4 separate regions of the Homo sapiens genome follow, and all the other regions are linked to region 1. A link is a loop called in an ENCODE intact Hi-C map of the cell type or tissue named here. Cell type or tissue: PC-9. All regions are shown on one strand. Region 1 overlaps LOC107984041 (a long non-coding RNA gene). Region 2 overlaps ASCC3 (activating signal cointegrator 1 complex subunit 3). Region 3 has its middle 120 kb from the start of MCHR2. Region 4 overlaps ASCC3 (activating signal cointegrator 1 complex subunit 3).

Region 1 (8,000 bases):
GTTTGAGTGCCTTATGTATTCTGGTTATTAATCCTTTGTCAGATGGATAGTTTAAAAATATTTTCTTCCATTCTGTGGATTGTCTCTTCACTTCGTTGTTTGTTTCCTTTGCTGTGCAGAAGCTGTTTAGCTTAATGCAATCCCATTTATCTATTTTCACTTTTGTTGCCTATGCTTTTGAGGTCTTACCCAAAAAATATTTGCCCAGAGCAATGTCCAGTAGCAATTTCTTAACATTTTCTTTCGATAGTTTCATAGTTTCAGGTCTTACATTTAAGTCTTTAACCCATTTTTGCATTGATTTTTATATATGGTAATAGATGGGGATGCTAAAAAGCCAGCTTCTAGCTCTAGGGGAAGGGGCCTCTGCTTTCAAAAGATGTTATATTCTTTAAATTGATTGCCATTATTATGATGCAGTGTCTCCTGATAGAAAAGGAACCAAAGAGTGGAAGTTGGCATGGCTCATCTCACTATCAGTCTAATTGACAAATTTGTGATTACTGTTCCCACAACTTTAAACCATGGATTAGAGGTCTTGGTTACTAAGAACAAAAAGTAAGGCTTCTACCAATGGACATGGTAAATGTTCCACTAAGCTTTGGCTATGGCTACCACCTGATCATTTTGTGCTTCTCACAATAGTGGCCAAGCAAGCAAAGAAAGAAGTTACCACATTGGCAGGATAATTGACCCTGGTTGTCAAGAGGAGCTAGGATTTCTGTTACAAATGAGGGCAAGAAAGAGTATGGATAGAGCTTAGAGTATTCAGTGAGATGCTTTTAGTTCTCCCATGCCTGATTGTAGCAGGGCGAGCCACAGACAAAACTCCTCAGACACCGAGTTAAAAAAGGAAGAGGCTTTCTTTGGCCAGGAGTGTCAGCAGACTTGTGTCTCAAGAACTGAGGTCTCCAAAGAAAGAATTCCTGTCCCTTTTAAGGGCTTATGACTCTAAGGGATCCACGTGAAAGGGTTGTGACAGATTGAGATCTATAGATAGCACATGTGGTTAGAGTCGGGGGTTAATCTTTTAACCTCAGGCCTGGTTGGTGGTGCCGGTTGGTCATTTCAGGAATGAAAACAACTTCATTCCTGTTGTTTTTCAGCTTTTAATTCCTCCTTCTCTTCAGAGACAGGAGACAGTAAGAGAAATGGCCTCGCTCCTCATTCCCCTCTTTGAGAATCTCACTCGCTAGTGCTAGTTCTCACTCTCATCTTCACTACACAGTCCTAATTCATGACAAACATACTTATTTTATGCTATATAGCCCTTTCCCAATCTAGAGAGCTGCATCTTATTTATTTCCATACAGGTCACTGTTGATTGCTGCACAGGCATCAAATTTTAAGATAATTTGTTTGGGGACTCCTTTTTCTTCTGTTCTAGTTATTACTTTACTCACATCAGCATTTCCCCGGTTGCCAGTCCTCAATCTTATTTCAAAAACTGTACTCATGGGGGCTCAGATGGGTTATAGCACACATCAGGCTGGTCGCTTCCTGGCCTGCATACCTTATACTGGGTGGCATTATACAAACAAGTCCCTTTTAGAGTTCTAGTATGTTCATAATAACTATAAAACAGAAAGACTGTTTTAACTTTTTGCCCTACCTCAGTAACTTGATGTATACACTGGGAATAGTCCTCAGTCTGAGGAAGGTCAGTTGAAGTCCTTACTGTACAAATCCAAAATTTAAGGAAAATAAGTCCCACGATGAGTTTCCTCATGCTTTGGCTGTGTGTGGACCAGTCAGCTTCTGGGTGTGACGAGAGTAGGGCTTGTCGTCTTCTTCAAAGTCACTTTGCAGGGGTTGTCCAGGCTTGGTCTCACCTCCCAGGTCTCAGGTGCTGCAGGTTTTATGCGGCTGTGGTGGATCCAGGCTGGGATTCCCTCTACCTTTACAGCTGTGGGAGTGGTCAAGACAACAGTCTGGGGTCCTTTCCACCACGGCCGCAAGGGGGCTACGTTCCAATCTTTGATCCACACCCGTTCACCTGGGGAGAAAGGGTGAACTGGGGAGAATAAGCTGATGGGACACCTCTCATTTACCCAGGCTGAAATTGTTTGTGTAATTTTCCCTAAAGCCTGTATCTGTCGCTGTAACTCAATTTCACCTAGCTCTTGAGAAGTGCCTGGGAGTCCTCGTGGTATGGGAGGGGGCCTATGATATAATATTTCATAAAGGGAATATCCTGTCCTTTTAGAAGGGGTACATCTAATCTTAATACCATAGGGAGAGCTTGTACCCACTTTAATCCTGTTTCTTGACACACTTTCCCTAAACTATTTTTGATAGTCCGATTCATCCACTCTTCTTTTCCAGAACTCTGTGGTCAGTAAGCGGTATTTATTTTCCATGTGAGCCCCAATACCTTTGCTGTCTTCTGTACCAAATCAGCCACAAATGCCAGCCTGTCATCTGAGCCGATTTGTAAGATCAGTCCAAACCTAGGGATGAGATCTCGGAGAAGCACACGGGTTACTTCATGAGCTTTCTCAGTTCGTAAAGGATAGGCCTTCACCTACCCAGATTATGTACACACTAGAACTGGCAAATACTTGTTAACTCCATATTTGGGCATCTCAGTGAAGTCTACTTGGAGATCTTCAAAGGGGGCTGCCCCATAAGCTTGTATGCCGGGCAAGACGGTTGGACCTTACCTAGTATTGTGCTGCCAGCAGGTGACACACTGCTGCGCCACTGTTTCGGCAAGGGCTGACAGATGCGAGATGTAGAAGTACTGGTTTAACAACTTTTCAAATGACTCTTGGCCTAGATAGGTGGTCTCATGCACAGCCAATACGACTGCGGTGCCCAGCAGTTGTGACACGGCTATTCTTCCATCTGATAACCGGATCCATCCCTCTTCTATCACCTGGCCCTCCCTCTGCCTGGAGAAAGTCCTTCTCTTCTTTAGAATAAGTAGGTACAAGGTCAGGTGCCTGAGGGAGCAGGGGTCAGTGACTGATGCCCGGTAGGGGGTGGATGCTGCTTTTGAGCCTCTGAGTCAGCTCGGGAGTTCCCCAAGGCAATCGAGGTGGAAGCTCGCTGGTGTTCTCTGCAGTGCGTGACTGCCACCTTTTGGGGGCTTCCACACTGCCTCTAACAATTGCAGGATCTCTCAATGATGTTTTATCTCTTTTCCCCCAGAGTTCAACAGGCCTTTTTCTTTATATAACACCCCATGCACTTGGAGGGTTAAGAAGGCATACCAAGAGTCAGGGTAAATGTTTACAGTCTTACCTTCATTTAGCTCTAAGGCCCAAATTAAAGCAATGAGTTCAGCCTTCTGGGCTGAAGTACCCTGGGGCAATGATTTGACTTCAGTGACAGTGTCCAGGGTTACCACTGCATATCCTGCACACGTCTCTTCTTGTGGGTTGACCAAGCTGCTCCTGTCCACGTACAGCTCCCAGTCTACTGATGTCCAAGGATGGTCTCAGAGGTTGGGCCTGCTAGAATAAACTGAGTCCAACACCTCTACACAGTTATGTTCAACTGGGCTCTCTAATACCGCGAGTAAGGTGGCAGGGTTCAAGGTGTTGCAAACATCAATGGTTATGCAGGGATTTTCACAGAGCAAGCTTTGGTACCTAGTTAGTCTAGCATTCGTTAGCCAATGATGTCCTTTGGTATTCATTAAAGTCACCACAGCATGGGGGGCCTTTATGTTCAGATTTTGCCCAAGAGTCAGCTTATCTGCTTCTTATGCTAACAGGGCAGTTTCTGCCAAGGCCCTCAAATATGGGGGCCAACCTTTAGAAACCCCATCTAGTTGTTTAGAGAGGTAGGCCACCGACCTTGACCAGGGCCCCGTGTTCTGGGTCAAAACTCCAACTGCCATCTTTTCTCTCTCTGACACATATAGTGTAAATGGCTTTGTCAGGTCAGGCAGCCCCAGGGCTGGGGCCGACATGAGTTTCTCTTTTAACTCATGAAAAGCTCATTGCTGTTGGGACCCCCATTCCAAATGTTCCTTGTCACCCCCCTTTGTGACTCCATACAGGGGCTTGGCTAGTACTGCAAAGTTTAGGATCCATAACCTGCAGAACCCCACAGCTCCTAAGAATTCTCTCACCTGCCTTTTGGTCTTAGGCTCTGATAGGTTGCAAATGACCTGCTTTCTTTCTGATCCCAAGTTGTGCTCCGCCTGTTGGATAGTAAATCCCAGGTAACATACTTGCTGTCTGCAGATCTGAGCTTTCTTCTTGGACACCTTTTACCAACATTCCTCCAGGTGGTGGAGCAGGGTATCCGTTCCCTTGGTGCACCCGACTGCTGTGGGGTGTCCCAGCAGGAGGTTGTCAATGTACTGGAGCAACATGCAACCTAGGTCTCTGGTGGGAAACTTTTGGAGGTCTCGAGCCAGTGCTTCCCTGAAGATAGTGGGGGGAGTTCTTGAACCCTTGGGAAAGCTGGGTCCAAGTGTACTGAGTAGTGACATCTGACCCCGGATCCTCCCACTGAAAGGCAAACAGTTTCTGGCTCTCAGGGGCTAGTGTGATGCTAAAGAAAGCATCCCTGAAGGATGAACCAGGTGAACCAGTCAGGTGAACCAGCTATCCTCAGCTGTAGCTTGGTTGAACAAGCGCAAATCCTGTACTGGCCTGTAGTCCTTGGCTTGGGAACAGGCAGGAGGGGAGTGTTCCATGGAGACTGACAAGGGACTATAATTCCAAAGGACCTCAGCTGCTTGAGATGGACCTGGATACCTTCAAGAGTTTCTCTGGGGACCAGGCACTGTTTTTGTCTGTCTGGCTGGGCCCCAGGCTTAACTTCTATGAGTGCGGGGGCCTGGTAGATTGCCAACCCTGGAGGATTGTCTTCTGCCCACACCTTTGGCCACCGCTTAGTCAGAGCTGATCCTATCTCTTGGCCTGGCCCAGTTAAGAAGAGTCCCCATTCCTCCTCCTGAGGAACCATAAGGGCCATGATGACTCCCGTTCCAAGTAGCTTTAGCTGTAAAGAGCTGTGCTTTGTAAAAGAGATGGTGGCTGTCAGCTTGCTAAGTAGGTCCCTTCCTAGCAAAGGCAAGGGGCAGTCAGGCATGTACAGGAACTGGTGAATCACTTCATGTCCCCCCACAGTGCAGGTCCAGGGCAAACAGAAAGCTTGCTTTGCTGAAACCCCTGTGGCTCTGATTATATCTATTGTCTTTTTGGATAAGGGGGTGACTGGGGTGGTTACTACTGAATGTTCAGCACCAGTATTGACAAGAAACTCAATGTCCTTGCCCCCAACTGTCATCCTGACCATGGGCTCTTGGGGACACATGAGCCTGGTCTCCCTCAGTCCAGTAACCCTTCTGCCAGATTGAACAAGGCCCCTTCGTCCTTCTCTGAGGCCTCCTGCTCAGAGTTGCCTTGTTTCCCTTTCAACTGGGGGCACTTGTCCTTCCAATGTCCTATTTCCTTACAGTAAGCACACTGCTTACACTGCAAGCGTGGACAGCCAGACTGGGTATGTTTCCTGGGGCCCCCCTTCTCTCACCCCTCAGGGGGACCGCTCTCATAGCTGCAGCTAGCAGGTCGGCATTTCACCAGGCTTGGCATTCACTCTCTCTGCAATTCTCTCTGTGGCTTACTGCATCTCTATTCACAAACACCTTGTTGGCTATCTCCAATAACTGTGAAGTATTCATGCCTGCAAACCCAGCCTGTTTCTGCAATTTTCTTCTAATGTCTTCTGCACTTTGACTAACTAAAGCCATGTTAATCATGTGCTGATTTTCAGGGCTATCAGGATCAAAGGTAGTATACATACGATAGGCCTCACATAGTCTCTCGTAGAATTGTGCTGGGCTCTCATCTTTCCCTTGAATGACCTCAGAGACTTTGTTAACATTTGTGGACTTCTGAGCTCCCTTCTTTAACCCTTCCAGAAGGGCTTCCCTGTACCGGTTTAGCCTTTGCATACCCTGTCTTCATTTGGGTCCCACAGGGAGTCTGTTCCTGGTAATTGTATCCTCACATACTCTTGTGGGTTTTGGTAATCAGCTGGAACATTTTCTTCCAAGTTGCTGCTTGGAGCACTCTCCTCCTTTCATCTGTGTTAAAGAGGTACATGAACAACTGGTGGCAATCAGTCCAGTTGGGGTTATGGGTCTGGATAATAGTTTGGAGCAAATCAATTATAGCTTGAGGCTTTTTGGTATAGGATGGGGTATTGTTTTTCCAAATGAGGAGATTGGCAGAGGTGACGGGTTGGTACACAAAGGCACACCTTTCTACCATGTGCCCGTCCTCATCTATCCCAGTATACCATTGCTCTCTTAAGGGCATTTGTATCCCAGTTCTAGGCCTCAAACAGGCTGCCAAGGGAAGGGTTTCTCCCAAGGTCTCAGATCCTTCCTTTTCTACTCTGGGTGGCCTAGGGGTATGTAGGCCTTGTGGAAGCTCGGGCGCAGTGGGCTCAGGAGTGGGAGGCCTTCCTCCCTGGTGAAAGGGTGGGGGGCACTGGTGCCATTTCTTGCCATGAATCCTGTGATGTTGGGTCTGACAGGACTTTAGGAGCCAATCCCCCTCGGCAGGTGGAGCGGGATTCTTCCTTGGCTGTCTGTCCCTTTGCCACTAGTACTACTGCTGCCTGTCCTATTAACTACTGTGGGGGGTCTAAAACCATCTGAAACCAAGTGTCTATGTATGGAAACTGGTCTGGGTGTCCTGGCTCACCAGTTACCTTGTGCCATACCTTTGAAACAATGGACCTTTCTAGGCTTCCTACTGATGGCCAACCCACTTCTAATGTTGGCCAGTCTATCCCACACAAAGTTCTAAGTTTACTTGGTGTCATAGTAACTCCATAGTCTCCATTAAATCCTTTCTTGAATTTTTTCAACATAGTTCCTAGCAGAGTTGGCTTACTTTGTGTTCCACCCATCTTCCTCCCAAGACAAAACAAAACTCACACCACAAGAAGGAAAGGGTAAAGGGGTCACTCACTCACCTTGCCCCTCTCAAACTCAAGCACTCACTTTCACTTTTCTTTTTGCAAACAAGTCAAGCCAAATCAAAATCAATACTGAGACCAAAGTGCCAATAAGGGCACACTGTGGATGATCAGGCCATGCTTCCACTCAAATGGAGTGGGCAAGTTCCAAAGACCGGTCCTACAGTACCAGATGTCCAGATTCCAAGCGCCAGTTCCTTCCCGGTGTTCAGCTGCTGTGTTGATCCTCTGTGGGGGCCTGCCATGCACAGCTCTGATGAGGCGTTCTACCAGGGCAAATGCCTACCTGGGAGTCAGGCTCTGTGTCGTTCAAGCTGGCCAGATGCTCCACAGGGCAGGGCTAAGCCGCCTAAGGGGCTGCCTTAACCGTCTGTTAATCACCTCAATTCCCAGTCAGGGAACCAAGAAATGGAGCATGATGAGCCACAGACAAAACCCCTCAGACACCGGGTTAAAGAAGGAAGAGGCTTTATTTGGCTGGTAGCGTCGTCAGACTTGCGTCTCAAGAACTTAGCTATCCGAAGAAAGAGTTCCTGGCCCTTTTAAGGGCTTACAACACTAAAGGGTCCACGTGAAAGGGTTGTGATAGATTGAGATCTATAGATAGCACATGAGGTTAGAGTTGGGGTGGGGTTAATCTTTTAACCTCATGCCTGGTCAGTGGCGTTGGTGGGTCTTGCCGCTGACTTCATTCCTGTTGTTTTTCAGCTTTTAATTCCTCCTTCTCTTCAGTGACAGGAGACAGTAAGAGAAATGGCCTTTCTCCTCATGACGATAACTGAATGGGCACTGCAGCAGCCACATCTGACAAGAGTACAGTAACTAGGCGCTCAGACCCTTCAAGGATGAGAGTCTGAGTCACCCTACCAGGATAGCAACCTAGAGAAGCTGAATCACTAGTTGAGGATTCTTTTGCAAAAAAGCTAGCACGGGGATGATAAAAGGAGACAGTGCATACCAGTTATGGCTTCAGGATCAACTGAAACTGTAAGTGCTGTAGTTTATTCCACCAATATTCCTAATATAATTTTACAAAAGAAATTGTGAAT
Region 2 (8,000 bases), 560 kb before region 1:
TCCTTCTGCTGAATCCTTCTACAGAACTGTCTTTCCAACATTATTGCACTGTGTTTTCATGTCTTTTTCTCCCCTTTTGGAATATACACTTCTTAATAGAGAAAATGAAATAGTAAGTGTGTTTTTCATTCTCTAAAAAGACTTATCAATAATATGAATGGAATGTTAAATGAAATTTGTATAAGCTCTTTAAGAAGTACCTAATATAGGACTTTGTACAAAATAAGTAGTATTTGATTACAAATATTTCAAAGTATTCATTTACTTAATATTTATATCCTACCTACTTTCAAGTATTGTTTGAGTCAACTTTAAAGGTATGAAAGAATACTGAACTAGCAAAGTGTTGAATACCAAAGCAATAATTTAAAATGTCACAAAAACAGTCAAACCTGATTTTAATGTTCTATACATATACTCTAAATTTTAAGAATGTTTATTTTCTTTACCAGTTAAGATGTTACCTAGGCTTCCAGGGTCTGCTATGTAAATCTTAACACAAAAGTCACACACACACACACACACACACACACACACACACAAAACAAATGATCATAATCTAGCTCAATCACATTGTGTATAACAAAGTTAATCAACTGACCTAATAGAGCTAAAAGAGTTTTATAAATTTCATTAAACCTTTAGTAAAAATTTCATTTAAAACTTTGCAAAAGTGCCATACAAATATTAATTATTATTGCTATTTCTGTTTCCATATTTTCTATAGTCTTTGTTAGATTTCTGGTCTCTAGGAAAGCCTCATAGTTTAAAAGTATGGTCTTTTAACAATAGATTTTTATCAGTTATCATTCTATAATCCTCTGAATTAATCAACAATAATGCCATTCACCCTGTTTTGTCTTATAACTTATATGGCATAGGCTGTAATCCTAAACACTACAAAACAGCAACCAACTCAATCTTCATCTTTCTTGGTCATTCTTAAGGCTGATGATTCTATTCCAAACTTTTACTCATTAGATCTTACCTCTGCATTTAGGTTATCTGCAAGGCTTTCCAGAAACTGACTCTCAATTGGGTTTCGTTGAGTGAGCAAAGTGAGGTAATGGCTGAGTTTATCATGCGTTGTTATAATTATTCCTTCCCCAAATTTGTCAAATTGTGGTCGTCCAGCTCGACCAAATATCTGCATGACATCTAAAATTCCAAGGTCAACAAAGGAGCCTCTTTTTGCAGCATATATTTGTGTTCCCTAGATGAGGAAAAGTTAACAAAAATTTACATAAACACACACAAATATAATCCTGATGAACTGAATACTGAAATTAGGCAAATATGGCAAGATCTCAAAAGTGTACTTTAACTAATCCTTTCATCATCTGTGATAGAGTAAAATTTTCACAATATAAACTAGATTCTTATTGGAGAAAATAATTCTGACCTTTTATAAATAACATTCAAAGTCAAGGAAACAGCCAAATCACAATATTTTTCTATGTAAGTCAACCCAGAGCCTTGCTTTAAGACACACACAAAATCCATTTATCAAGGAAGGTAAGCTCTTACCTTAATAATAACAGCATGGGCGGGAAGATTGACACCCCAGGCTAACGTAGCTGTACACACTAGGACTTTGATATGCCCATTAGAAAACAAGTTTTCAACTAAATTTCTGTCCTGCCGAAGCATTCCTGCATGATGAATACTAAAACCATCTGGGAATAATTCTCGTACTTGCTTATTTCTCGACCTTTGTACCTAGATACCAAGAAAGCGTAAGAGTATTATTTAGCATTTAAAAGCAATTGTTTTTAGCATTTCTGTTGTATGAGTTCATCAAAGAAATCAGAAAATTATTTTTAAGCATCTTAAGGTATTACTAGGTCTTAGTATATAATGCTTTATATAAAATCATAAAAAATAATGTTACCTATCTTAAAAAATAGGTAATACCAAAATATATCACAAAATTCAAAAGGAAAGAGGTGAAAAGCAAGTGTCTCTTTCATCCAGATGTCCCTTTTTGCAATCAATCAGTATTACCTGTTTCTTAGCCTTCAAAATATACACTATTCAAAATAAAACTAAATCTCAGTGGCTTCTCAACTCCTTAAGAGTAAAGGCCAGAGTCATTACAATGCAAGACTATGGAAATCAATCTCATCCCCTTACCTCATCCACACTAGCCACAATGGCTGGCTTTTCTGAGTATATTTTCCAACAAGTCCATATCTGCTTCAGAGCCTTTACACTTTTACTTCAGACCCACTGCCTTTGAGGACTTCTCCCTTCTTATTGAGATCCCCATGATGCTTCCCCTATGATATTCCTCATTGCGATAAGTCAATAAACCCAGCTTTGTTCACCTACAGCTGTGTTCTTGGTGATCTTTGATAGCAAAGCATTGACCATCTGTTTTAGCTCCTCAACTATAGATGTGCATTGAGTATAGAGGAGTCCTTCCTTATCTGTAGTTTTGCTTTCTGTGGTTTCCATTACCTGAGGTCAACTGTGGTCCAAAAATATTAAGTAGAATATTCCAGAAATAAACAAATCATGTTTTAAGTTACATGCTCTTCTGAGTAGCATGATGAAATCTCACACTGTCCTATTCCATCCAGCCCAGAAAATGAATCGTCCCTTTGTCCAGCATATATAAGCTGTAGACATTTCTCACCCATTAGTCACTTAGTAGTAGGCTTGGTTATCAGATTGACTGTTTAAGTATCACAGTGTTTGCAAGTCACCCTTATTTTACTTAATAATGGCCCTGAAGCACAACATTAGTGATGCTGGCAACTTGAATTTGCCAGAGAGAAGCCATAAAGTGTTTCCTTTATGTGAAAAGGTGAAAGTTTTCAACTTAAGGGAATAAAAACGAAATTGTATGCTGAGGTTGCTAAAATCGATGGTAAGAGCAACAAATCTTCTAGTTGTGAAATTACAAAGAAGAAAACAGAAATTTGTGTTAGTTTTGCTGTTGCACCTCAAATTGCAAGTTACAGCTACAGTGTGATACATAGTTAAGATGAAAAAGGCTTTAAATTTGTGGGTGGAAGACACGAAAACAAAAACGCACTTAATTGACACCAATCAAGTTAGTTCACTAGTATCTGTGGTTTCATATCTTGGAAATATACCCCATGGATAAGGGGGGACTACTGTAATAATGTTACTTCTGGTTCTGTTCTTTGGCCTAATCTGAGCCCAGAGGTGAGATTTAGTATACTTATATGTCACCTGTGTAAGTGCTGTAGCAGAAGGTCTTAAAAGACTCACTGAAGATTCACTATACAATAGGCAGAATTTTTAAGAAAAATTAAAGACCTTAGATTAACATTTAAAGAAATGTTTATATAGTTAAAGCTTCTGTTTGGCCATCACATCATGTGTTTATTTGCTATTGGTCTCAAAATCTCATTATCAATTCATGAGCTTCTTTTTGAACAGTTTTTTCCCTACACTTTTTACTTAAGGGCTGGATAATGGCAGGGAGTAAGATTTCAGGGGACTGGGGTTCCATTCTAGACTTTGCCATACTGATTATCTCTCAGGTCACTTAAAATTTTAAACTTCTAAGTTAATAATATTTAACTAATAAAATTATCTAAGAAAATAGTATTCCATGAAATCTGCTTCAATTATAAAACCAAAAGTAATGCATTAACAAACCACACCATCTAGTGGCCAACCAAGTAAATAACAACTTACACATTTTGAGCCTCTTAAGGGTCCAAAACAAAATACATATATAAACATAACAAAAGAGGAGAGCTTCTTAAAGTTTCAAGGGGGGTGTATTCTTACTTTATTCTTATGCAGTGCAGTCAGCCTGTTAGAAATTATTTTATACATATACTTTAGGACTAATTACACTTGGATCTCATTGCCTCAGCTTTCATCTTTTCAGACAAGCAATATTGTTACTGTAATCTTAAAGCAGCTCTTATGAATATGGAAAAAAGTCCAATTGTGGTGTATTTGCTAAGAGCTCCTTCAGAGGCTAAAGGTAGGGAGAGGAGAAACATTTCACTTACTTCATTTCTTTTCTAATATTCAAGAGTGGATATTCAAAGCCAACAGAGGAAACTAAAACTATTGGTTGAAGGTGATATTCAAATCATATTGCTGGATTGCTGTTTGGTTTTAGGTTAAGTCTGCTTTCTGTGGGCTCCCTGCATTGAAATGTTCTGCTGTCCTTCTTACAAATAGATTCCTTAGTCAAACCCCATTTGAGGGAAGACATGGCTAGGACTGCTGTGGCACCAATGACACAGTAAGAAGTTAAACAAGGGAAGTATGTATCTGTGATAGAGATGTTTCTTATAAAGTAGCAGGTGGATCTTGGAGTACTGACATAGTACCTCCCACTTGATCACATGGGTTTCACATTCAACCAGCATCAGTGGCCAGTTTCACATTCAACCAGCGTCAGTGGCCACCAACTTGGTATATCTCTCTGGTCTCTGTGAGGAACTAGGAGGAGGTAGGAGTCACTTCTATTTCTATTCTTGCATACTCTGTGCATTTTTTTTATTGGTTCATTACAGACTTGAAGTGACAACAATCAAAGTAAGTCTGGGTTTTTTATTCTTAACTATCTTTGAATCTGAATTTTCCATCTGTGGTCTGCCTTAGCTCACAACAAAAATGAACTGGAATCTGGCCGGGCACAGTGGGTCATGCCTGTAATCCTAGCACTTTGGAAGGGTGAGGCAGGCAGATCACGAGGTCAGGAGATGAAGACCATCCTGGCTAACATGGTGAAACTCCGTCTCTACTAACAAAAACAAACAAACAAACAAAAAAAAAATAGCCGGGCATGGTGGCATGTGCCTGTAGTCCCAGTTACTCGGGAGGCTGAGGCAAGAGAATCACTTGAACCCAGGAGGTGGAGGCTGCAGTGAGCCGAGATCACATCACTGAACTCCAGCCTGGGCGACAGAGTGAGACTCTGTCTCAAAAAACAAAAAAAAAAGAAGAAAAAAAAATGAACTGGAATCCCTGGAGATGAGGCCCAGGGATGTTCCTCATGTGATTTTAAAAATCATCATAAAGCAAAACTATTTTTCCACTTTTAGTGTACACATCTAAGAATTTTAAGACATATTTGTGTTAGATTTGTGTAGCTACCATCATAATCAAGAGGAGTTTCTCCACCTTAAAAAAACCCCCTCATGCTATTTCTTTATAGTTAAACTCTTCGCAACTACTACCACTGTACTAATCTGTACTCCAACCCTATAGTTTTGTCTCTCCAAGACCACTATATAAATTGAGTCAGAAAGCTTATAAACTTTTGAAATTAGTTTCTGTCACCCAGATTAATGGCTTTGAGATTCATCTAAGTTGTTGCATATATCAATATCTCATTCCTTTTTATTGCTGAGTAGTATTCCACGGTACTACAGATGGGCACATTACAGTCTGTTAATCGGACCTCTCACTGAAGGACATGGGGGTTGTTTCCAGTTTTCACAATTATAAACAGAACATTTATAAACATTCATGTACACTTTTTTGTATATATTAATATGATTTCATTCCTCCAAAGTAAATACCAGGCATGAATCTTACGGGTCACATGGTTAATGTATGTTTACTTTTATAAAAATGCCAAAGCATTTCTGGAGAATTTTAACATTTTGCATTTGCATCAGCATTGTATAACAGTTCCAGTTGCTTCCCATACTTGCCAGCTTCCCATACATTATATAATTATTATTTTTTATTTTAGCAATTGTAACAGGTGTGTGGTAGTATCTTACCATGGTTTTAACATAAGTTTCCTTAACAGTTAATGATGTTAAACATCTTCCATGTTCTTGGATGTGCATATCTAATCAGCTCCTCAAGTGATTCTACTGCACACAAAAGTATAAGGAGCGAGTTTTTTACAGAAGGATATTTGCAATGATGTTTTTATCCACCTGTGTTATAATACAGCTGTACAATTTGACCTCATGAGACTATTTAGTGCTAAGCAACCTCGTATTTGTTATTGTACTAAATTATTTACATTCCTAAGAAGAGTACCTCCTAACAAATTTATGAAACATGATAGTCACTAACAGACAAAAAAAAAGCACTGTAAAGAATCAAAGAGAAGATCAATAAGAAACATGTATTTATCATATATTAGATCCTAGGAATTCAAAGAAATTTAAGACAAAATCTGAGCTTTGGATAATTTGCAGACTGGTAAGGAAGACAGACTCATATACAAGTGATTTCTATTAAATATAATGTGTTTATGATAGAGGTACAGGGACCAAGATGAAACTTTGTTATTTATGACATGATATTGTCATTTATGACAAAATTATGTCTTATTTACATTTGTATCGCTAACATTTGGCAGGGTGCCTTCTTCATACTGATACTACACATTCCCTGAATGAATGAATCAGTGATCTGATAGTTTGATCAAAGAAGTCTTTACAGAAAATGTGAAACGTGAGTCTTGAAGGACAAGGGATAAACTGCTAAATGGGGAAAGGTAGGCAGCAGGATATATAAGTACCTAAGCTGGGAATTATTAAAGAGCACACACAGTGTGTTTGGAGGGCATTCTGTTCAGAGGGTGTGGGGCAAAAATTAAGAAAATTAAGCTAGAAAAAAGGATTGGGGTCAGGCTTTACATTGTCTTGAACATAGGTGGAAAAGGAGCCAATTCAAGTTTTTAAGCAGTATCAGATTTGTTCTTTAGAGAGGTAACTTCACAGTTGTGCTAAGACCAGAGCAGGTATCGGCCACTACAGCAATCTGCAGAAGATGGAGGCAGGGGAAACAGAAATAACCAAACAAAGTCAAGGTTAAAGTTGGCTAGAAAGTAACCAAGACTGGATGACTGTCTAGAAAGGGGGATGAACATGACATAAAAGAAAAGGAGTTAGAATTGTTTCAAGCTAATCCTTATCTTGGTGCACTGAATATACGATAAGGTAAACAGAATGAGGAGAGTCAATGATTGCCTTTAACTTAGGTACTAAGAAGGTCAGGAGTAAATTATGTTTTGCGCATGAGTTTGAAGTGATCCATGGATAAAGACTTGGGCTTTTCTTCTAAATAAATGGAAAGCCACTGAAGATTTCTGAGAAGGAGAGAAATAAGGGAGACCAGTTAGGTAATCATTGGTAGAACCAATGATTTAAAGATTGTGAAATTGAGAAAAAAAATTAACACTCTTACCTTAAAAGAAAAAAATCAAACAAAAATAGACAGTGGCCATTACTGACTAGAGAAGGAGCTGGCAAAATATGTGCCAACTACCTGTTTTTGTACATAAAACTTATTGGAAAACAGCCATATCAATTTGTTACAGATTGTCTAAGGCTGCTTGAGCTACAACAGGAGGGCTGAATGAATAGTTGTGGGAGAGATCATATGTCTACAAGCTTAAAATGTTTACTACCTGGTCTTTAAGTAAAATAATCTGTATAGCTGTACACAAGTACAACAGCACAAGCACAAGACCCAATATCAGCAAAACGAAAATATCACAATTTGAAAGAATATGAAAGAAATATACTACAGTTTAAAAGAATCAGAAAAGAGCACTTTGTAAAATTCAGTGCATTTCACTTAAACTGTTTGGAATGGATGATTTTCTAGGAAAATATTGTTACTAATATTTAACCTAGAAGTGACAGAAAACTCTAAAATGATAAAAATAATGAAAGAAAATTTAAGAGTTAAATTTAACAGCTGGGCTTTCAAATTTTTAAAGATGAATTAATTCTAATGCTATTAAGAGACTCTAGAGGACAGAAACAGAACACTTAAACTGATTCTACAAGCGAATATAATGGCACTGATATTAAAACCTGACAAAGCAGAAAAGTGAATACAATAACAATATCTCTCTTACAAATATTACTCTAAATAGTAAAGAACTTTAGAAAACAGAATTCATCAATGCATTAAAACAAAATGCCACAACTAAGTACTCTTCAACCCCAGAATGCAAGGGCATTGTACTTAATATGTTAACATATTTAATAATTCAAAAAAGAAAGAACATTATGATCATGTGCAGA
Region 3 (8,000 bases), 1.1 Mb before region 1:
AGTGTTGATATTTCCTGAGGTTCTGTGGGAAATATCAGAAGGGAGTCCCTGTATAATGTAAACAAGATAGAAATTTTAAGAAGAAAAACAATTTGAGGTTCTGCGTTTAATTATTGTCTTACTTTTGAAGAGTCTCAAGCTTCTTTTATTTTTCCTGATGCAAAATATGCATGTGTGTAGTCTCTGCAAACCCGAACTTTCTTTTTACGACCTATAGTGGGTAAGAAGCATGAAGTGGGTCATTTTTAGACCAAAAAAATGCCTCATAAATTTGTCTTTTATTATATAATAACAAAACTCCCAAAAGGTTTTATTTATTAGTTAGTTTAGTTGAAGAAAAACTGATATTGTATGTTATATTTACCTACCAAGTAAAGCCTTTAATGAGATCATTGAAAAAGACTTCCTAATTCCACTGTGCTTATTTTTTTTTAAATAAAATTAGGGGAAAGGCTCTCATTGTAACCTCTGCCCCCTGTTGTAAATCGACCTTGCATACGCCTGTCTGGTATGTGAACCGTGAAAAATCTTTATGGAACTCTTTCAACCCTCTCTCTTTGCTCGTTGTGGTACTTAACGTCTACAATGAATGATACACATGTAAAAGGCAAACGACAACAGTGCTCATTAATTAGAGCACATGATATGAATTTGTAAGAAGATTGAGGCTATGAGGATTCATATGGGTAAGTTGTGGGCAATCGGTTTATGTAGCGATCTTTGTTTTTTCTATGACAAAGTAGTAAGGGACATGCTGCAAATACCAATAGGACTATGTTCTAGGGATCTTTTTTCTTGGCTCAAAAATCAGTTAAAAAGCCAGAATGATGGTAGCTGTTGCCAATATTATGAAACTCCAAACAAATTTTCCAGTTTTTTTCTTAAGCCTTTTTTTAGGGGAAGTTTTTTGTTTGTTTGTTTGTTTGTTTTTTTAGATGGTGTTTCACTCTTGTCACCCAGGCTGGAGTGCAATGGCACAGTCTTGGCTCACTGCAACCTCCCTCTCCTGGGTTCGAGCAATTCTCCTGCCTCAGCCTCCCGAGTAGCTGGGACTACAGGCACACACCACCATGTCCAGCTAACTTTTTTTGTAATTTTAGTACAGATGGGGTTTCACCATGTTGGCCAGGCTGGTCTTGCACTCTTGATCTCAGGTGATCCGCCTGCCTCAGCCTCCCAAAGTGCTGGGATTACAGGCATGAGCCACCGAGCCCGGCCCCGGGGGGAAGCTTTTTAATGGAGTGACAGAATGAATATATTTCTCAACTGCCAGTTTTTTAACTCTGTATTCTTTTTTTTGGACTTAAAACTATGCTATCAACTTGGTTTATTTGAAATAAATTTTTTTTGACTTTTTAGAGGTTAAGTAGTTTAAATGACTCTGTTTCCTTGTTCAATGTAACTTGGAAAACAAAAACAAATACAAACAAAACAAAACAAAACAAAACAAAAACCTGAGCAGATTCTTTCAGAACATCCCTCAAGCAAATTTAGGTACTACAGACACCACACCAAAATGCACTATTTAAAGGACAAAATGTGCTAAGGTTAATAATCAGTGTAAACAGAGTCTTGAAATGGAAATAGAATAATCAAATGAATACAACAGGATGATCTTTACTGTGTGGTTGTTCGCAGGGTGATTTCTGGTGTTAGGCTCCAGGTGTTTGAATTCTGATCTGGCATCCACTACTGTACAATTCTGGGCCAGTTAAATCCCTATAAGTGTCAGGGTGAAATGGAATAACAAGGACTTCCTGAATGGGCTGGGAGGACTAAATGAGATGATGTATCTAATGCATCTAACATGGTACTTTGTTTATAGTTACCATTATTCTATTATTGCTTTTTAAGGTTAGTGATATACACATTCATATGGTTAACTGTTTATCTTGAAATTCTCATAATTCTAGAAGTCTGTATTGGCAGCTACACTATGTCGTATTTTATTTCTGTTTTCAGATGAAGAAGAAAGACAGAATGGATAACAATTTATTTGGTCATTGAGTTAAATATTAAAATATTTTAAAAGTATCTGATGTTGGGGCATAACACAATTTGGAATATGAGTCTCAGTATTCATTATATCTTGTGACTAAATTTGTCAAGAAGCTCAACAATTGCATTTTTCCCTTTCCTTTTTTTTTAGTTTTGCAGAATAAGCTGATCATTTTGCTTTTTAAGTGTCATTTGATAGGAATATGTCTATACTATACTTCTGGCAAAAATTTACCCTCTCTTTTATGGTAAAATATATTCAATTCAGCCAACTACTTTGTGGCCAAACCATCTCTCTGTACTCACCACACAAATGTTGAATCAGAAAACAGAATGGCCATATTACAAGTCCTTGGCTCAATAAAAATAAACCAAGCCAAAAAAAAGGCAAAGGCAAAGAAATTTCTGTGAGAGTTGATTGGGGTTTATTTCAGCTAATTTTGCATTCATTTCACAATCATTTTTACATTCTACACTATAGAAATAAAAATGATTAATTCTGAAAAATCTTGCTCTATGAAGGGGCTGATGATGGGCACCCACTGCATGGGCCTTCCACAGTGGCCCAGGGCTCTCTAGCAATGCCACTGTTAATTGTTGGTGGCTCTCAACCACTTTCCAGCAAGTACCTCTTTTTCCTTTCTCCTGTTTTCTATCTCATTCCTCTACATTCCTTAATCAATAAGTATTTCCTAAATGCAAGAGACCAGCTCCTGTCATCAAAAAGCTTATTATTGAATAGATGTGCCTTGCAGTGATCCTGATGGACTCCTTCATGCGGCTGTCATTCTCCAATCAAAATGGTTTTGGACCCATCAAGTTTATCTACATTTTATGGGTCAATTAAGTGCCTACTGGGTAGCATTTTTGTAGTATGAGAATCAGCAACAAGAGAGAGCATATTTTTTCATGATTACATTTTCTGGAGGGAAAACTTAAAAGATGCCATTTTATTTTCCTATATGTAAAACTGTGTTTCCAATGGAAATGAATTTAGCAATCCAAGAGAGCTTTTGTAACTGCCAATAGAGTTCCAGGTTGCTTGGCAATGCAAATGAAGATCAGAAACCATCCCCACCCAACAAAATGAAAAACAACAAAAACAACAACAAACCAAGAAACCCCATATGTCTGTCATTCCAGAGATGCACAGTTGAAAGGAGCCCAGAATAAAGCTTTGAATGAGAAACAAAAAAATGTGAGGGCAACACATGAAATGTGTTTCATTTTTTTAAAGCAAAAACAAAATAAACAAAAACCAAGTTGTTAATGTATTATTTCCCATCAGAAGGGAAAATACCAATAATGGGTTTGAGGGTTGTGGTGCCAAGTTCTCTAGGGTTATAAACTAGACTGATGCAAAGCAGATGAAATTTCATCTGCGGCTTACAAATGAAAGCTTTTTAATGGGGAAATGGAACATTTCTGCCCCATAGATGTGCTGAGACCTCAGGTTCAATAGAAGTTCAAGTCCTCTTTTTCTCAGCATGCCAGAAGCAGGCACCTTGGTGAACATCAGGCTAAAGAATTCATGGAGAATGCACTAAAGGGTTAATGGAAAGGGCTTCTAAAAACCAAGGAATACCCCCCCGCCAAAAAAACCCAAATTAACAGTCTACTGTTTAAGATTATTTTTTAAAAATATATCAACCTAATGTACAAAGAACTAAAGCTTTAGCAAAGGGGACCAGTCAATAAAGAACACCTTTGGTGATATGTCACATTGTCTTTTCATCTGTAAATGATAATGAATTTGGCAACCATTTTGCCCCTTATTGCAAATTTAAGAATAGTATCCCATCCATTCCTAACTCCTGTTTTCTGAGCAGGATTTTTAGAGCGCTGTTGTCCTAACATACAGAATTAATGTTGAAAGAATTGGTAGAGTTTGGGAGAGTTGGAGAGGTTAGGGTTTTATAATTATTTTTCTTCGATTATGTCTATATTTTAAGTTATTTACTCATTTCATGTCAATTTCAACCTCGAGGAAATAAAAACCTTTTTTCTTTCTCTAGGCATTCTATATTGTTCATGGGAAGTGGAACTGTGTAAAAGGCTCATGTGAGTCTAAGCAGTTACCAGTGAGGAGAATACAAAAGGCCACCTCACCCCAGTGCCTGTGGCATCTGACACTAAAACATATGGCTGAAAAATGTAAAGTGCCATCAGTTACCAGGCTGCTTGTCTCCCTGTTCTGTGATATCCCAAACCAGAGAGCTCGGTTTCTTTACAGAGTAGAATGATTACGACCACTAGTCTGCCCTTGCTTGGTAAAGGCAAAACTCCAAATGGGCAGAAAAAATCCTCCAGGTGGCAGCACCTTCTTAGCTTTCAAATCCTCCTCTAGTGTGTTTTTAATTAGAACTAAAAATATAGTAACTACCAAAACCAAATTGATCCAGGAATAAACATTTATATGGTACCTCCAATCTGGAACTAGTCAAGATGTATTAAATTATTAATGATCTCTTCCAGCTTCTGACTATTGCTTGTTTTGACTTACATATTTAAATACTCCCTTGTAAGTAAATATGAAAGTTTATAGACTTAAAACAACATAGAGTTATAAGAATGAGGTCATAACCTGTGACTTCTGGATTAATGTAATTCATTGTGTCTGCTTGTTTCTCATTACCAACTAGCATTTCCAGTCCTTCATATCAGCCATGTTGTGCTGTTGTGACCATTGCTCTAATTTCTATGTCCTTATGCTTAAGCAAGAAACCATTACAGAAGCTTTGAGCCAAGGTAATAACAATAAAAAAGTGTTTTTAAGCCAGAAGCAGAAGGGGAGAAGGGAGTAACAGACATTCAGAAGGCTGGTGAAAGGTGAGCAAGACTTCCCCGGCAGAAAGAGCTTGTTTAGGGAAAATGGCATGGTGTTCTTTGAAAAGTCCTTTTTATTTTTGGCCTTAGCAAATGAACCTATGGAAAGCATTTACTAATTGGACATACAGTCAGATCAACCAGCAATCTTTCTGTAATGAAAGAAAATATAGGAAAGGTTAGCACTTTCCACAAACCCTAATCAGTCTCCTCTTTCTGTATTTGTCATTGAATGTCTCCACAACATCAAAAACAACTAGATGAAAAAGGAAATATTCAAAAGCTTGCTGGCTCTTCTACATACCAGTTTGATTTTTTAAAAACTGGATATACTGAATTAAATGAACTGACTTTGAGTAGCCATCATGTCAATGTTGTGTAGTCTCCGAGACAGTTAAGCCTATTTGAAGATGCTTATGATGTTCTTGTCTGTCTATCAATATTTTAGTCACCTAGACTCAGAACCTGAGATTTACTTATTAGTCACCCATTCAAACACCATCCACTGAATATTCACTGTGGCAGACACGATGCTGGGACCTGATCTTCAGCACTTCATTTTCTTCAAACTCTGTCAGATCGGTCCTTGCCTCATGTTTTCAGTTTTATTTTTTCTTTCTGATTCCGTGGACTCTACCCTAGACCTTAATCACTTAATGGGTATATTACTGTGAAAACCGTCCTCTAAATTTTCATGTTTGCAGATGCTCTTTCTTTGAGTCTATTCTACTTGCTACTGCTCCCAACTGGCATGATTCATTTCACTGATTGAAAAACCTACCATGACTATTTGTTTATAAGATCAATTGAAAAATTCCTGTTTCTAGGATTAAAACTTCTTATCATCTGGCCCCTCCTAATGGGGACCTCATCTCTCAAGGCTCTTCACTGCGTCCCATCATCTGCCATGTTCTCTTGCCCTCTGACATTTCACTCAGGATGGCCTCCCTACCCTCTTGCCAAATTCAAGGTCTCCCTTAACATCCCTTCTCTCTTCATTGCAATATCTACCACCAGCATCTATTATTTCTATTCCATATTCTACCTTGTCTTTCTTTCTTTTTTTTTTTTTTTTTGGTATTTATTGTTTTTTCAACAAGATTACATTCCTATTGTTGAGGGACTTTTCCTTAGTTTGGCTAAAGACGGGATCCTTGTCACGTGACCACAAAAGATTAGGCTCCCAGACAATTTGAAGGGTGAGAATAATGGGATTTGTTGGGTGAAAAGGAAAAAAAAAAACAAGAAACAAAAAATAGGGAAACATGAATTCTCCATAAGGCTAGGGTCCTGCTAGTGTGCTTCCTGCCTCACAGTTTGAATTCCAGTTTCCACCCAGGAAGAGGAGGGGCCAGGCTCCTCCCCACTGCAAATAGCGCGAACTTCTGTGGCTCCGCCCAAGTGTGCACTCCTCCCAGTGCACAGGCTGGTTGGAGTTTCCGTGCGGACCACTTCCCACCTGGCTGTCTCACTATAAAAAACATCCCCTGAATCCTGTACTCATTTCTTATCACTCACTCTGTTCAACACATAGTAGGTGGCCAAAAATACTGAACCAAGAAATGCTTATTAAGTTGAATGTTTTCTCTATGCAAACTGGTCAACTAATACATGCCCATCATGGTCATCAGCCCCCAAAGCAGCACTTCTCAGAAAGACTAAATGTCATTCTATTCATAAAAAGAAAAGATTCAATTTAACAATGTTCCTAGCATGTACTAGGAAATGTTGAATCCTCTCATTTTTTAAAAGCCACCTTTAGAGAATTACATGATTGCTAATGTAACAGAAAAAGCTTATATTTGATTTTCATTTGAAACAAAAAGGTCAGGTTACTGCAACATTTTCTCTGTTGTGATGACATGTTTAATACAGGACAGTTTGACCTCTTATTCTATCTTAATACTTTTCTTTTCTCTAATAACACGGTGTCTATAATGGTGAATTATGATATTTAGAAATGTTTTGAAAACTTCCTCGAGTCAAGTGAGTAATTCTGACCACTGAAGATGTTTTTCTGCACTAAAATAAAGGATTGCAAGGCAGTTGCCCTTTGCCATCATCCCAGTTGACTTTGAAGAGCATAGTGACATAGCAAACATGCTTTCCTTCATAGGACTTGTTAAATGTGTGTCTTGCCCATATCTGAGCGTCTCCATTACTGATATTGCCTCAGCCCCTTGAGACTCTGGAAAAAGAGGATGATTCGGGTTAGTATTTCCAGCTTCACAGGCAGTATTTGCTTTAGAGACACATTTATTTCTGAATGTGTCTCCTGAAGAAAAAAATGGCACAATTTTATGACTTAGGAAAAACACAGGATATTTAGAAACCAACCTTTTAAAGAGTGTTTGTTCTAATACCACTTCTGCTTGTTGTTATATTCTCTAACTTGGTATAACTGCCCTTAATTCCAAACAGCCTTCAAATTTGCAAAGATTGTCTTCTACTGATTAAGAAGTTAACGGGTATTGAGTTCCTGGTACTGCACAGGGATTTACAAATGTGGTCCACAGTAAAAGGCAGGAAAACCTCTCAGCAGCAAAGGCTAAAACCCCAAGAAAGGGGAATTGCCCATGGCTTCTGTCATTGGCTATTGACACTTTCAGCCACTGCCCCAATTCCATTTTTCTACCATCTTGACCAAATAGTCTGTTTGGCATAACTAGTATATTCCATGTCTTCTCGGCATTAACACACAGGAAAAACGTGGCAACCTGAATTTTCTAACTATTATGAAAATTATATCTTATTTGGTGAGCTTTAATGAAACACTTGCACTGGAATTCAGAGTACACCAGATAGGAAGGGCTTTCCTCCCCCATCTGCACCTTCTTTGTTGGGGCTGGGGAAAGGGTCTGGCTCATTCCTCTCCTTGAGCGTTGCCTATGTCAAACCAGAGCAACAGAAGTAGATATTTGACACAGCAGAGAAAAGGGGCCATACAATAATAACACCCTAGCAGTATGCTGAAAGAAGTAGTCTATACTACAAGAGGCAGAAGTGTGTTTACCTAATAAACATTTTACTTCAAAGGAACTGAAGAACTTAAAGCCCTCCCACTTTCTCTCACTCTCCCTGGCTCTATGAGAAGAAGGTGAGGAATCTCAATAGAAAAACATGATTGGAATCCAGTACCTTGGAATGGGGCTAGAGGAATGAAAGTGTAGTCAGAT
Region 4 (8,000 bases), 550 kb before region 1:
TTGGGTACTATTATGTTTAGATTTTGATAATATATTGATGAATATATATTACATAATTTTTTAAGAAATTTTTTTTCATCCAAAGTTTGTTTACCCACTTTATTTCTTCTTCTTGCTTATTTTCTTCCTGGAAACTTCATGTTTTAAGTTATTAAATTTAATAAGTATACATATAAAGATGTAGATATTAACTGGTCTGTTGTTGCTGTTCCTAATATTTCTTCCACCAACCTGCTTACTGCTTTTTACAATTCAATATTATTTTTTATTGTTCCAAAGCATTAAGTTTAATTTTTGTCTCATCTATTATTGTTTTAAACTGTTATCTTCTTTCTCTTCAAAACTCATGGGTAAACATTTACAGAATATCTACCATGTGTTAGGCAAGGTATATGTTAGCTTATTTATTACAGAATTTTTTTTTTTTTTTTTTTGAGACAGAGTCTCCCTCTGTCACCCAGGCTGGAGTGCAGTGGCGCGATCTTGGCTCACTGCAACCTCCGCCTCCCAAGTTCAAGCGATTCTCCTGCCTCAGCCTTCCCAAGTAGTTGGGACTACAGGCGTATGCCACCATGCATGGCTTTTTTTGTATTTTTAGTAGAGACGGGGTTTCACCATGTTGCCAGGCTGATCTCAAACTCCTGACCTCAGGTGACCTGCCTGCCTCGGCCTCCCAAAGTGCTGGGATTACAGGTATGAGCCACTGCAACTGGCCACAAAAATCTTAAAATATAGGCATCATTGCCACTTTGTATGTGATGAAATGTGGCTTGAGGATGTTAAAAAGGCAGAGTGTGTGAATCAACATTAAAACACAGGTTTGCTTAGATCCAAAGTTTTTATTCTATATGAGGTTACCTCCCTTTGAAAACAGAAAAGTCATGCTCCCAAAAATGCAATTAAGCAAACAGTTGTTTTTTTTTTTTTTACAATTTTGTTTGATTTTATTTAAAAAATACTAATACACTTTTGACATCCTATGTGGTGGTAACTGACAGTAAAATTACTATATTAGCCTCCAAGAGGAAAATAGGTTAAGATATGGCAGGGAAAGAATAAACTCTGTGAAGATGATATTTTGCATATATTTAAAGCAAAAAACAAAAGTAAGAGAAAGAGGGCTATTAACCATCCCTGCTACTACTAAGTCTGTTATGCTATCTTTAGTTAACAGATACCATCTCGGAAGAGACGATTCTAATCTGGGCCATACTGACACCGAAGCTGCTCATGCAAAATTAAAGCAAGCTGTAATAGTAAGCATCAGATAACTAAATCAAATTGGCATTAATTCCAGTTGCCATTGATTTAGGCAAAGACTAAAGCTGAACTTATAAAAACAAGGAAATGATTGACAGATCTACATAATAAAAAGTCAGAAAATTATACTTTAAAGCAGCTTGAGGATACGTATTACTATTGGATTCTTCCTCTTTTTATAACTTGTTCAATAGATATTTTCAATAACTACAGACACAAGGCTTATTACGTGGTAGAAATTCTATCTAAAAGACAAACTCTTAACATCACTGATATATGTAAAAATACTGAACTCACATCAGGGCCATAAATCAGAAACATACGGTAAAGGGATGGGTGGGAATACTCAATCCCTATGAGAACAGTTAAAGCCTGTTAAAAATTTGTCCCTAACAGAAAAATTTGATTTGATTGAGATCTCAAGTAAAACAGAATCTGAAAATTCTAACTGAAGGATTCATTTAACTTAAAATTAAAATCACAGTGAAAAACAATGGCTTAATAACGAAAATATATGCATCTTTAATTATATACTTAATTTTATAAATATAAACTGCTGCTATTCCTTGAGGTATGTTCTATTTTATAGAAAACAGTGGTTTCTTAAGACACAATCTTTGAGGGGGAGAGTATACAAGTATTAAATATGTAGGGTAAATTAAGAAAATTTTATCCATATTGTTTATTATCCTTTTGCCATTTTAAAATTTAGTTACTAGTATATATATTTTCTAAAAATAGATTTCTATGACAGGTGAAGTTTTATCATTGTTCAGTTTCCAAAATAATTTCATACATCATTCTATCTGTTTCTCATAGTAAATAACTAGAATAGGTATTATTTACTCCATTATTATTCCATTTGAGAGAAGAGAAAGTACGTTTCAGAAATGTTTAGATGTCCAAGGCCACAAACCTTCTAGAGGTAAAATCACAACCAGACCTTTTTGTGAATGTGTCCTGTTGGTTTGGGCATCATTTGTACATCCTGAGATATTCCTGTGCCCAGGGAGAGCCCCAAGCTCCATTTCTGAAGGTTAAACTACTCCTGGGAGACTTTCCTTTCCTTTCCCTACATTCTTGTTTCAGTGGACAAATCTGGAAATATAGGTAGTTTTTCCCTTGGGGGTGACTTTGATATTAAAGATCAATATTATATGAGAAGTCCTGAGGTGTAACTGTTACTACCAGAGAGAAAAGACTCATTTCAGTTGCAGCTAAGGCATAGAAATAGCCTTATTACAAGCAAATGTATGTGTGCGCGCGCGTGCGCGCACACACACACTCACACACACACACACACACACAAAAGGAGGATTTTCTTAATGGAGTTTTGTTATTTACACAAATAAAAATACATTGTGTTAAATGAAACTGTAAAGAAGTGCTTTTAAAGATCTTAGTAAGTCAGGAATTGAGGTGATTACATTAAACACTTAGGGGTAAGGCATCACTGTGGCATGGTAGGGATTTAGCCATGTAACAGAAGGCATGAGGCTAAATTTCTATGTACTGCTGTAGCAAATTTACCTTCTAATTAAATTTTAATGTTTTGGGTTCTTAATTTCCCATTTTTCAAAAACATGGGAGGAAATGTCTCCCACCATGATGATAATAGATCCCTTGAAATTGCTAGAATGTTAATACCATTTAAGTTCAAAGGCACTTCAAGAAATATGAAGGAATGTACTACTAGCACTAGAGGAATACTCTTAAATTCTAGAGCTCTGAGAAAATATTGAGAAAGATGACCTTATCTTTTGTTATAATATGCACTGTGGAGGGTTTCACTCTTTAAAATCTCTCTTTAGGAGAAGTGAGGGATATAGTTAGGTTGAAGAAATGTTCTTCTATTTTATTTAAAAAAAAAAGACCCCATGCCCTAAGGTCTTCAGAAAGCTCCAGACTGGATTTGATCTGTTTGCTTTTGAACAAATAGAACACAGTGTAGTGAAAATGGTGGACTTTGGAGTCAGACTGGCTCAAATCATGGCCTCACTACTTAATATGAGATTCTCTGTGAAAATTATTTACTTTCTCAGTTTTCGTTTCCTTATCTGTAAAATGGGAATAAGAATCTTAAAGGACAGCACAATGGTACAGGTCAGATGAGAAAATTAAAGTGAAACATCTATTATAATGTCAGTCTCAGAGGAATAAAAGCTAAGAAAAAAAGTAATTCTGGGATACCTACTATCAGACAAATACTCTATGAAAGGCTGGGAATATAAGGGTGAGTAGGACAATGTTCTTAATAAATGTGTGTGCAATTCATTCTTCTTGAAAAAAAAAAGTCTAATAATAGTTGGATCAGGAAAAAAATCAAGTATAATAAAAATATAAAAAAGCTTATAATAAAAATGACTAGGGATTTTCAAGTCTACCCAATTGTATCAAAACTTTCCGTTTCTCTGTTATTTTTCTTCCAGCATAGTGATCTGTGAATTAGTGCTTGGTGACATTGCCTTAAATAAACATCATTTTAAAATATCTCCATATAAATTATTATAATATGCTCTAGAATATTTCATACTATATTTGATTTACACATATGCCATATCAAGGGATAATACCAGCAATATCATAGATTGTAAGGATTGAATGAGTTACATAAAGTAATAAAAACAATGCCTGACACCAGTGACCACTTAATAAATGTTAAGCTTTACAATAACAACAATTAAATAATAAACCGGCATTATTTAAATTAACAATAGTTATCTGAATTGAGATGGATAAAGAAACCAGAAATCCACAAGGTGGCTCTCAAGGCTTGTCTTTTAAACAGCATAGAGTTGTTTTGTACTTCCAAAGAAATGAAACAAGACTTATGAATACCAACTTGACTTTTCAAAGACTCTCATAAATTCATGATTAATAAATAATTGGAAGGACACAAAACTGTACAATCTGTACAATAAGTGTTAGGTAATAAAAGTAAAAAAATAGAAAATGAATAAATTTTGTGTTTCTAAATTGAAAGAGACTCTGATGTTCAAAACAACTGACATCAGCTTAACATAGAATTTAAAATATCAATATAAAATAGTGAAATTTATAGTACAGTCACAATTAAATATATTTTACTAGGATAATAAATATAAAAGGGCATAGCACAATGTCTGGCAGCTAGCAGCTGTTCAGTAACCAATCAGTTAAATCTTACGTTATATATATATATAAAATTTAAAGTTACTATCATTTTATGCCAACAGATTTTTTATTTCATAATTTATTTTCATAGCTTTAAATCAGGAAGTCAGCATACTTTTTCTGCAAAGAAACAGAAAGTAATTTACAGTAGCTATCACAACTACTCTATTTTTCTCCAGTAGTGCAAAAAAAGTCACACAATAAAGAAACTGGTATGTTTATGTTCTGACAAAACTTTAATTACAAAACAGACGGACATCTTTGGCCTTCGGGCCATAATCTGCCCAATCTTCATGTAAATAATTATCTGATATAGTTAAATAAAACCTGATATAAATCTTAAAATACTACCAATACTCAAATTACCTAGAGGAGTACTTCTTAAACTGTAATGTATACAAAATCACCTGAGGATCTAGCTAAAATGTAGATTCTGGTTTGGCGAGTCCGGGTTGGGGCCTAAAGGTCTCCCTTTTTAAAAGGATGCAGGTGACCCCAAGACCTTTTTGTCCTTTGAGCATGTGTACACTGAGTAACAAGCTGTTGACAAACTTTTTGGCTCAGAATTCCTTTACATTGCTTAAAAAAAAAAAAAAAGCCTATTTAGGTTGTATCTGTCAATATTAACCTTAGAAATCAAAACTGAGAAATTTTTAAAAAGTATTAATTCTTTAGAAGTACAATAATAAGCCCATTAGATGTTAACATAGGATATGAAATTTAACTGCATTTTATATTTTAACTATATTTTAAAGAGCAGGACTAGGCACTTCAATTATAACCATATAGAAAGGAATGATAAGTGTTATGTCATAGAGTGAAACCTTTTAATAAAAGATCATTAAGTCAAGAAAAAAGTCAAGATTATAACATCATAAATCTGCAAAATTAACTTCTTGGAAATTGAGACCGTGGATCTTTCACATATAAAATACCCGGGATATGTGGCATGTTACATGCTTTAGTTCTTGTCCTCTTTGTTTCTTACCTGTTTTTCTGCAAGTACATAGTCATGTCCTTGGGTAGGAAAAAAGAAGGGAATATGGCCACAATTTTTTGCTCTTTCTATTAGAGACATAGCTGTTCTTACAGTGGCATTTCGAGCATGTACAAACACCATCACCTGAAAAAAAGGAAAGCAGTTTATTTAATATTCCAATTAATTAAATTACAGCTTAATAGTAGCCTGGATATCATTCCATATAAACAACTATTAATTTCTCAAAACATAATCACAAATTTACGAATTCTCCAACATATCCCTATTTTAGAACAAAGTATATATAGGAAAAAGACAAGTTAAATAAAATTTAGCTTACAAGTTGATAGAAGTTTGTGGAGTCTATAAAATTTGGAGTTTAATTTGTATGTTTCTCTTTTGAATACATAATTCATTATCATAGTCATGTATTATAGAGACAGCATACAAAAATATTGAGAGCTTTCTCATTGGAAGATTACTACCATCAGTTAAATTTCCAGTTCCATAAAGATGTTTCAAGAAATTGAAAACAATAGAGAAAACTCTTCCTTGGACAAAATCATGTCTAAGAACAATCACTTAAAATACAAAGGTTAGGGGACTTCTGGAGATAAAAATGCTTCTGTAGAAGTACCTAGAATTCTCTGTGCAAGCCTTCCTGTGGAATTATTCATGAAGTGACTGGGGATATCTGAACTAGGGGGAAGGTGTGTGCCTGAATGCTGTGTCAAGAAGTGGGGAAAAAATGCATCTTCAGGGACAGTCACCAGGCACGTGTGAATACAACTGAAGAGAATAAGGGAGTGTTTAGCAGCCTGCCTTTGCTCCCTGTCAGTACCTGCCTTCTTTCCTCTGTAAGTTTCTTCTTTGGCCTCTACCTTACATCAGAATCAGCTCAACCCCAGCATTCCCAAAGAGCCATTAGTATGATAAAAATTATTTTCTCATATAGACTACTGCTCTTTTTCAATTTTATCTGGTGTGAATAAAAGCAACTTTACATTGTTAACAATCTGGAATATACAATCTAAAGATAGTATGTGTGGGTGCAGTAAATGACTTAAAGACAAGTTCCCCTAGCCCCTGCTTTCAACTAAATTCACACATCTAAATCTCTGGAATCACTAAGGTATTCTGCTTAGGCCTGAAGCAACTTGGATGTCCTAATCCTTGCACCTCTTCTCAATATCTCCCCTATACTCCTCTGTTAGTTACATTTTTCTGGAAGTTAAAACTTTGATGTTTTTTGCAGGCTATACATTTAGGAGGATATTCAAGAATTGTATCTAGTCAGGGAATCGATAGGCTCATGTGAGCTGACCTAAGTAAAAGAGAGGATCATTTTGAGGACTAACAGAAATGAAAAGGGGAATGAGGTCTGGGATTTGACCAGAAAGGAGACAGGGTGACACAAAGACATCTATACTTCTATAGAGGTATCTCTATATTTAAGCCATAGTAATCTTATGTCTATAAACTTGTCAAGGTAAGTGTTCCACATATGAGATGCTTATTAAAATTCACAGTAAAATCTCAGATAACAATCATTCAAGAAACTGGAATGCTTAAATAACTAATACTATTTTAGGTACATTCAAAGTAAAGGAGAACAGATAATTTGTAGAAGATAAGAAGTTCCTCAAAACAAAGCAAAACAAAAAAACCCAAAATGTTTACAGAAAAACAAAAAGCACTGCAAGTCATCAGGAGAAATTTAATCAGCTAATTAGTTACCAAGGGCATAAATCTTGAGATTTCATACTTTATCAGAGCTCTAACTTATTTACTGATACTAATAGGTTTTGAAAGGAAATATGATCATAAGAACATTTTAAGGCTGGGCGTGGTGGCTCACACCTGTAATCCCAGCACTTTGGGAGGTCAAGGTGGGTGGATCACAAGGTCAAGAGATTGAGACCATCCTGGCCAACATGGTGAAACCCCGTCTCTACTAAAAATACAAAAATTAGCGGGGCGTGGTGGTGCGTGCCTGTAATCTCAGCTACTCAGGAGGCTGAGGCAGGAGAATCGCTTGAACCTGGGAGGCAGAGGTTGCAGTGAGCCGGGATTACGCCACTGCACTCCAGCCTGGCAACAGAGCGAGACTCCGTCTCAAAAAAAAAAAAAAAAAAAAAAGAAAAGAATATTTTAAAAAGAGTACACTAATAGAATTTATTTCAGAAAGTTTGCAGGTACTGGGACATTCTGTTTTCCTAATTTTTCAACTAAAGAAAACAAATCTTTTGATTTTTGATAGGCTCTCTAGCTTTCATGGGCAAACATCTTTACTTCATAGGATGTTAAGAACTGCCACATAGGTTCAAATTGTGATATTTTCGTAATGACTGATAAACACTATTTAATGCTAAGATAGAAAATTCTGTTATAATAATGCCCTGCTGAAGATTCATCAGTTCAGAATTTGTCCAGTTCTATCATTCTATCTCTTGCAAATGGTAGGGACATTTCCATTGTAAGTTTCTTTTTAAAGAGCAAGGCAAATTTTTTTTCTCTAATATAAAAATAAATTTTACCACCCAGAAAACCTCATTAACCCCCAAATTAAATTGTAAGAAAATCGGAATTAAAATGAAGTTTTTTGTAA

The links. A loop is a pair of places that touch in the nucleus more often than their neighbours do. Peaks named below come from ENCODE experiments on the same cell type or tissue, not always from the same donor. Only the 100,000 strongest peaks of a DNase experiment are listed, where the experiment ranks them.
Region 2: a loop joins it to region 1, with 8 times the contacts of the local background. A loop is called at or near these places in 6 of 110 quality-filtered maps.
Region 3: it touches region 1 in a loop (6-fold over the local background); 3 of 110 quality-filtered maps call a loop at or near these places.
Region 4: a loop joins it to region 1, with 9 times the contacts of the local background. A loop is called at or near these places in 7 of 110 quality-filtered maps.

What each region holds. Positions count from the first base shown.
Region 1 is chr6:101,223,987-101,231,986 of GRCh38, forward strand. All of the region lies in intron 6 of LOC107984041 (a long non-coding RNA gene), which reads left to right. Among named protein-coding and RNA genes, the nearest start is that of GRIK2, 170 kb to the right of the region's middle. In PC-9, a CTCF peak has its summit at 3,084 (motif pointing left); a DNase peak (open chromatin) is centred at 2,875; H3K4me3 peaks cover 632 bases; H3K27ac peaks cover 861 bases.
Region 2 is chr6:100,660,818-100,668,817 of GRCh38, forward strand. It overlaps ASCC3 (activating signal cointegrator 1 complex subunit 3), which reads right to left. Exons shown (of 42, transcript NM_006828.4): 15 at 1,528-1,719; 16 at 989-1,213. Among named protein-coding and RNA genes, the nearest start is that of SIM1, 200 kb to the left of the region's middle. In PC-9, CTCF peaks have their summits at 3,668 (motif pointing left) and 3,876; a DNase peak (open chromatin) is centred at 2,624; H3K27ac peaks cover 1,897 bases.
Region 3 is chr6:100,112,543-100,120,542 of GRCh38, forward strand. No RefSeq gene overlaps it. Among named protein-coding and RNA genes, the nearest start is that of MCHR2, 120 kb to the left of the region's middle. In PC-9, CTCF peaks have their summits at 4,307 (motif pointing right) and 4,508; a DNase peak (open chromatin) is centred at 4,299.
Region 4 is chr6:100,674,217-100,682,216 of GRCh38, forward strand. It overlaps ASCC3 (activating signal cointegrator 1 complex subunit 3), which reads right to left. Exons shown (of 42, transcript NM_006828.4): 14 at 5,402-5,536. Among named protein-coding and RNA genes, the nearest start is that of ASCC3, 200 kb to the right of the region's middle. In PC-9, a CTCF peak has its summit at 3,985 (motif pointing right); no DNase peak of the experiment used is centred here.